Regions from separate parts of the Homo sapiens genome. Here region 2 is linked to region 1. A link is an interaction called in ENCODE POLR2A ChIA-PET data of the cell type or tissue named here. Cell type or tissue: PC-9. All regions are shown on one strand.

Evidence for each region. ChIA-PET counts read pairs that join two places held together with the same protein. Peaks named below come from ENCODE experiments on the same cell type or tissue, not always from the same donor. Only the 100,000 strongest peaks of a DNase experiment are listed, where the experiment ranks them.
Region 2: POLR2A ChIA-PET joins it to region 1 with 5 read pairs; 11 of 35 experiments call an interaction of 5 or more read pairs at or near these places.

What each region holds. Positions count from the first base shown.
Region 1 is chr3:195,581,349-195,585,348 of GRCh38, reverse strand. APOD (apolipoprotein D) reads left to right here and starts at 1,409. Exons shown (of 5, transcript NM_001647.4): 1 at 1,409-1,471. RefSeq lists an enhancer at 1,789-1,958. In PC-9, no CTCF peak of the experiment used is centred here; a DNase peak (open chromatin) is centred at 2,188.
Region 2 is chr3:195,531,318-195,535,317 of GRCh38, reverse strand. All of the region lies in intron 1 of PPP1R2 (protein phosphatase 1 regulatory inhibitor subunit 2), which reads left to right. Among named protein-coding and RNA genes, the nearest start is that of PPP1R2, 10 kb to the left of the region's middle. In PC-9, no CTCF peak of the experiment used is centred here; no DNase peak of the experiment used is centred here.

The DNA of each region.
Region 1 (4,000 bases):
CTGGGGCACAACACAGAGTCAAAGAGACAAACTCCTGGCACGCCTCAAGCTCCTATCCTCCTGGGGAAAACATACTAAGCAGGATAATGTATAAATAAAGGAGAGAATTTCAGGTAAAGATATAATGAAGCAGGGAAAGGGACAGTGACAAGAGTGCTATTTTTGAAAGGTCAGGAAGCTTTTTAGGGAAAAGTGTCATCTGATCAGGGACCTGGAGTGGGGAAGGGAGCTACACAGAGCTCTTAGGGGAGGGCAGCACAGGAGGTCAGCGAGAGGCAGGCCCTGGGTGGTAGTAGGAATTTCTTATGTTTCTGAAAAGGCAAAGAACATCTTAAAGAAAGCGCTCACAACGTTTGGGATGTTACGGATCTGTGTTGTTGTTTTCATGTTTATAGACTCAGTGCTGTAAATGTATCTCTGTTGCTTACATATTTTAGAATGAATTTCATTTAGGAGTCTAAGTCTACTACGAAGGCACTGCCTTATCTAAATGTCTCTAAACATACCTCCTGCCTATCACAAAGACATAGAATCTCACTCACAAGAGTCAAAGTTGTTCATTCCACCAGGAGAGATAAGGCTGGACCAAAAGCACCCCTGGGTTTAAGTCCACACTCCCCACCACCCCGGCCCCCACCCCCAAGCAGTGACAGACTGTCTTGAACTTCTCGCTGCAAGGGTCATAAAAGGGACAGAGAACAGAGCGACAGAAGATGTCTTCTGCATTCTCAACTTTTAGCCCCAGTTGTTAGAGAACTGGTATCTCCCCTACACGTCTGGCTCTGGTGGAGAAAGAATGACAGCCCCTACTTACAACGAGGAGACTGTGGCTCAGAGAAGTTAGGGGGCTGCCCAGGATCCTGGAGAAAGCCAGCTTTGACTCATAACCCTCGCGCCATTACCTGACTCCCATTAGTGGAGTCAGGAACTCCATGTTCCACTTCAGGAAATGAGCTTGTTGATTTTTCATTTACACAAAAATGAAAAATAAATACCAGATGTTTGAAAACATGTTGCAACACGTCCTGCTGGAACTTAAAAGTGCATTCTGACCAAAAAAATTAAATTAGAAAATCCACATAGCAAAAAAAAAAATGTTTTGGATGAAAATATACTTTATCTTTCTCTCACACATACTCTCTCTCTCTCTCGCACACATACCCACACACACACACACACACACACACGCGCGCGCGAAAACAATATCTCATTTCTTCTTCAGGGAGCAGCTGTGAAGGAAATCGGGGGAGGAGGATGGACACAACATCCCATCTTTGTGTTTCGATACAGACTAAGCTTTTAGGCCAACCCTCCTGACTGGATGGGGGCGGCGGGCGTGGCATGCATGAAAAGTAAACATCAGAGACCTGAAGAAGCTTATAAAATAGCTTGGGAGAGGCCAGTCACCAAGACAGGCATCTCAAATCGGCTGATTCTGCATCTGGAAACTGCCTTCATCTTGAAAGAAAAGGTATGTACTGTAGTTTTAAGCTTTTCATTTATGATAATAATGTCTAAAATAGAAACAGTCTAGACTCTCCATTGCCCCATTTCAGCTACATATAACTACCACTGATTGAGAGCTTGTGCCGGTAGCTTTAGACTTGTTCTCATTTTTCCTCAAACAAATGTACAAGGTAGGTATCATCAGAGCCATTTTTCCAGTGATAAAGCTGAGGTTCAGATACACTAGCAACATGCCTAAGATAAAACCAAACCCAGTGTGAACTCATCCCAGCGTCTTTTGCTTACCCCTCCAAACTGGACAACGAGGTGTTTCCATGCACAAACACCGTCCTAGGTGAATTCTCAGCAAGCTGTCCAACGGTGCATCGCAGTAAAATAATCTGGAAACTGGAATTAATGGTGTGACTAGAAAATGCATTTGACAATATGGCATAAAATATTGTGTTTGGGAGATACGTGTCTTGTTATATTTAATGGCTAAATGAGTCTTTGAGACCTAATGACTTATTGGAACCTATTTTATTTTATGAGGTGAAATTTCAAAATCTAGTCCTTCACGTTCTGCAGATCTTTGAGGTCAGGGGCTGTGTCCCCAGGCACTAAGAGCGCGGGCTTGTGGGAGACCTAGGCTTACATTCTAGCCTGTCCCCAGGCCTAGGCTTACACTGTGGCTTCGTAGTTTACCAGGAAGTAACCCGGGCAAATTCACCTCGTTGGTATGAAGAGAGTGTCAGCAGAGGTCGCCTCCAGAGGAGGTGCTGTGGAGACTGAGCGCATAGCACCCTTAAAATCCTGGGACCAGGGCTTCTCCACGGGTAAGCTTAATGCAAGTGGAGCAGTGATTTCCAGCTAGTGCCAGGCCCAAGGTGGATGCACTGTCACCTTAGTTGGATTGCTTTTTAATTACCTCATATTCTGTTAAAAATCATATTTCTTTTTTTTTTTTTTTGAGACGGAGTCTCACTCTGTCACCCAGGCTGGAGTGCAGTGGCGCGATCTCGGCTCACTACAGCCTCCGCCTCCCAGGTTCAAGCCATTCTTGTGCCTCAGCCTCCCAAGTAGCTGGGATTACAGGACTGCACCACCATGCCCAGCTAATTTTTGTATTTTTTGTTTGTTTGTTTTTGTTTTGTTTTTTTGAGATGGAGTTTTTGCTCTGTTGCCCAAGCTAGAGTGCAATGGTGTGATCTTGGCTTACTGCAACCTCTGCCTCCCATGTTCAAGCAATTATCCTGCATCAGCCTCCCGAGTAGCTGTGATTACAGGTACTTGCCACCACACCTGGCTAATTTTTTGTATTTTTAGTAGAGACGGGGTTTCGCCATGTTGGCCAGGCTGGTCTCAAACTCCTAACCTCAAGTGATCTGCCCACCTCGGCCTCCCAAAGTGTTGGGATTACAGGCATTAGCCATCATGCCCGGCCAAAAATAATATTTAAATTATACTTATTTTGTAAAGTATTTAAACTCCTCATAAGAACAATCTTCCTATTGATATCAGAAGAAGATGCAAAAATATATGTCGTATATAATCCATATGTTACCCAAAGTCTTAAGTACACATTAATAACATGCTCAATAAGTAATGAGTAAATTAGAATGAAAGGACATTGAAAACTATAATGGATGCTGTCCGCCCTTTCTCTCACAAGGAGTTTTTTTGTTGTTGTTGTTTGTTTGCTTGTTTTGAGACGGAGTTTTGCTCTTGTTGCCCAGGCTGGAGTGCAATGATGCAATCTCAGCTCACCACAACCTCCACCTCCCGGGTTCAAGCAATTCTCCTGCCTCAGCCTCCCGATTACAGGCATGCATGTAATTACAGGCAGCATGGGATTACAGGCATGCACCACCATGCCCAGCTAATTTTTTTATTTTTAGTAGAGATAGGGTTTCTCCATGTTGGTCAGGCTGGTCTTGAACTCCCAACCTCAGGTGCTCCACCTGCCTCGGCCTCCCATGGGATTACAGGCTTGAGCCACCGCACCTGGCATCACAAGGAGTTTTAACCACAGGAATAAAACTAATGTAACCAAGAGGCATCTTTGGAAGAGGGTCAGTCAAAGGGGTTGTTCTGAAATCCTCCTACTGAGGTAAAGAATCTGTTTCAGCTCACAAGAGAGCATTTTGTCAGAGTAAGATGTAGAACTGACTTTTGTTGCAGTGTCATGTGGTGGTGAGACTCATCAGGTCACAGAGGTGGGGGGTTATTGAAAGGCCCTATGGCGGTGCACAGAAGAAGCAGATTCGGGGTGCTGCAGACAGGAGAGGGGGAGATGGAGCTCGAGTCCCAGCTCTCTGCCCCTTCCAGGCCCCAGCTTCCCCATCTGTACACCTTGGAAGTAGAGCTAGAAAGATGACCTCTAAGGTCCTATCCAGTGTGGGGACCTTGTGGAATGTGCATAGTGTGTGGCCAGTCTTTGAGGTTTGATCCTCTGGGCCAGGCTTTCAGCTTGGGCCTACTAAGTAGAATTCAAGATCTCTTTAAAATGGATGCAAATTTGTGTGGGTTTAGGCTGCATTTCTATAAATTCATC
Region 2 (4,000 bases), 50 kb after region 1:
CAAGGATCCCCACACCCCAGGCCACGTGGCAGGTGCCTGAGCTCCACCTCCTGTCAGATCAATGGTGACATTAGATTCTCATAGGAGTGTGAACCCTATTGTGAACTGTGCATGCGCGGGCTCTAGGTCGCCCACTCCTTATGAGAGTCTAATGCCTGATGATCTGAGGTGGAACAGTTTCATCCTGAAACCTTCCCACCCGACCCCACACCACGCAAAAGTTGTCTTTCCCGAAACCGCTCACTGGTGCTAAAAAGGTTGGGGACCACTGCGTAGAGTGCCATGTGTGCTGAATCTTAAAGGTCCTCTGTGACCCCCGATCTAGAGGTTAAATTGGAGATGTTGTGTTTGAGGACGAGTAAACCACCTTGACACCTTTATAGGGTTGAACTCATAGGGTTCATAGGTGGCCAAAGAGAGACATTGTCCAGAATCAAAACAACTTTAAAAGGTACTTTACTGCCAGGCACGTGGCTTGAGCCTGCAGCCCTAGCTGCTCAGGTGGCTGACACAGTCACATCACTTAAGCCCAGGAGTTCGAGGCTGCAGTGAGCTATGATTGTGCCACTGCACTCCAGCCTGGGCGATGGAGTAATGCCCTATCTCTCTTTTTTTTTTAAAAGCAGTTCTGTATTGGCAAGGTACTTCCTTACCCTGGGGACAGAACATGGACGGAACCAGGAGGGTTCTCGTTGTCCAGACCTTCTACAACCACAAGACTGGCAGCTGGTGTTTATCTTTTCCCTTCAAGGCTCCGGGGTTAGCAGCTTTATAGTTAAGGACAGTTCTGATCATAAACCCTACTGCATTGGCACAAGACAGTAGAGTTAGCCTGTCCCTTCCTGCCTTAAATCCTGATGCTTGCTTCTCTTTTCTTATAAATAAATGTCCTTTGTGGCATTTTTTTCCCCAGAATCAGGCACTTTTATTCTCATTAAAAACCTGTACAGGCAGATCAGATGTCCTTTCTCCTTAATAATTTTTTCTTTTTCTGGACAGTCTCACTTTGCCACCCAGGCTGGATTACAGTGGCTCGATTGCAGATGGCTCACTGCAGCCTTGACCTCCTGGGCTCAGGTGATCCTCCCACTTCAGGCCACCCCCAAGTAGCTGGGACTGCAGGTGTGTGTGTGCCATCATGCCTGGCTAATTTTAAAAATTTTTTGTAGAGATAGTGTCTCACTATGGTTGCCCAAGCTGTTCTCAAACTCCTGGGCTCAAGAGATCCTCCTGCCTCAGCCTCCCAAAGTGTGGGATTACAGGTGTGAGCCATTGCACCTGGCCCTTTCTCATTAGTGATTTTCTTAATGGCCTCTGGGAACTCGTCTGCAGCCTGTTGGTTGGCAGAAGCTGCTTCTCTGTTATCTTGTAATTTTAAAGCCAAACCTCTTTCTAAAATTATCAAACCATTGTTTGCTCGCATTAAATTCTCCAACTTTAGATTCTTCACCTTCTTTTTGCTTTAAGTTATCATATAGTGACATCATTTTTTCTCAAATCATATTAGAGTCTATAGTCTTGTACAATCCTGCACTCACATAAAAGATGCATCGGCAATACAAAAGGCACTTCACAAAATATGCAAGGTTTTCATGCTGGTATCGCTACTGCAGTGACAGCTTTGTGAATTTCCTTTTATTTGATTTTATTTTTACAATGGTCTTTATGGTGGATTCATGTTTAAATGATGGGCAGCCGCAGTTGCAGAGCTCCATCTAAGGTACTCATCAAGCGTTCTACTTTTTCTTGTAATGTCACAACTTTGCTTCTTGGGAATGCTTCCAGCATCTCTAGTGGCATTTTGTATGACTCCCATGGTGTTACTCAAGGTTTACAATATTGCACTAAATAGGATAAAAAATACTCAAAAACCAAGACAGATCACTTTTTATTGCAACAGGCAATTTACTGGAGCAACAAACTACTCACACTGAAACAACTAGCATCATAGAGCTTTTTTTTTTTTTTTTCCTGAGGCAGAGTCTTACTCTGTTGCCCAGGCTGGAGTGCAGTGGCATGATCTCTGCTCACTGCAACCCCTGCCTCCCGGGTTCAAGTGATTCTTCTGCATCAGCCTCCTGAGTAGCTAGGACTACAAGCGCAAGCCACCATGCCTAATTTTTTTGTATTTTTGGTAGAGACGGGGTTTCACCATGTTGGCTAGGCTGGTCTCGAGCGCCTAACCTCAAGTGATCCACCTGCCTCAGCCTCCCAAAGTGCTGGGATTACAGACGTGCCTGGCCGCATCATAGAGCATTTTAAGCAAACTTGCAACACTTGAGGAGACTGCAGTAGCAACAAGAGATAGCTGTGAAACTGTGACATAGAATAGTATGTACTGTAGTTAATTTTATGCAGTTATGATCCAACTGCAGATCCAACACCATGTGTTGTATGTGCATGTTTTGATAAATTTTAACGTTACATTTTAACTAGGCTTGTGAATATTTTATGGTAGTAAATGATAAAGTAGACTATTCTCTATGTATAATGCACTTATGACATAACTAACTTTTAAGGTTTTTTTAAATATTTCTGGGCTATGTGGTTTATCTGAGTTTCTTCAAATTGTCACAAGCCTCCAAAAAAATTTCCAGTAGATTTGTTGAAAAAAAATCCGCATATAAGTGGACCCACACAGTTCAAACTCATAATATTCAAGGGTCAACTATAAATAGAGTCCAAGAGAAGATTTTTTTTTGGCTTCTCTATAGTAAAGGGTAACTGAAACTTGAACCTTCAGTGTCTGTCTCCCGGTTAAATTTGTTTTTTGTTTTCTGCCACAAGCTCAACTATGTGACAGGCAGAAGCCTAGGCATCTGAAGACATCGGTATTGTTAAAGCAAGCTCTGTTTACCCAGTCTAGTTCAGTCCCAGAAGAGTGTGATGAGTTCCCTTAAAAATTACACAGTCCCACTCCTGGCAGGTGACTTTTTTCAAATACTAAGGACATATTAATTTGATTATGGCCAGGTGTGGTGGCTCATACCTGTAATTCCAGTACTTTGGGAGGCTGAGGCAGGGGAATTGCTTGAGGCCAGGAGTTTGATACCAGCCTGACAACATAGCAAGACTCCACCTGTAAAAAAAAAAAAAAAAAAAGAAAAAGAAAAAGAAAAATTAGCTGGGCATGGTGGTGCGTACCTGTGGTCCCACCTAGTCAGGAGGCTGAGGCAGGAGGATCACTTGAGTCCAGGAGTTCGAGACTGCAGTGAACTATGATCATGCCACTTTACTCTAGCCTGGGGTGACAGAGACCCAGTCTCTTAAAAAAAGAGAGACATTCTGACACATGCTACAATATGAATGAACCTTGAAGACATTATGCTTAGTGAGATACGCCAGTCACAAAAGGACAAATACTTCATGATTTCGCTTCTGCGAGGTACCTAGAGTGGTCACATTTCTAGAGATAGAAGTAGAATGGTGGTTGCCAGGTCTAGGGGCTGGGGAGAGTGGGGAGTTAGTACTTAATGAGTACAGTTTCAGTTGGGGAAGATGAAAAAGTTCTGGAGATGAATGGTGGTGATGCTTGCACAATGATGTGATGTTCTTAATGCCATAGAATTGTACACTTCGTAATGGCTAGTGCTTACTTCAGGAGCACGTGCACTAAAATTGGAATGATACAGGGAAGATTAACCAAAAAACAAAAAGGTTAAAATGGTGAATTTTATGTATGTTTTACCACAATTTTAAAAAATGAAGAAAAAAAGTGCTTAGTCCGAAATGGGGACACTGTGGGTATATTAGGGTAGAAAGCAAAAGAATACGAAGTCACCTGCAAGAGTAGGCCTGTATAATTTTTAAGGTAACTCATCAAACCATTTTGAGAGTATGGAAAAGGGAATATGTTATTAAAATGTTGAGTATGTTATTCTTAAAGGGTATTTCAGGATCTGGGAAATTGAAAATACCTGCAGTAAAACCTTAACAATTTAGACCAAATGTGGAAAGCATTATTTAAATCAGTGTAACATTTACATTGATTCTTTTTAAG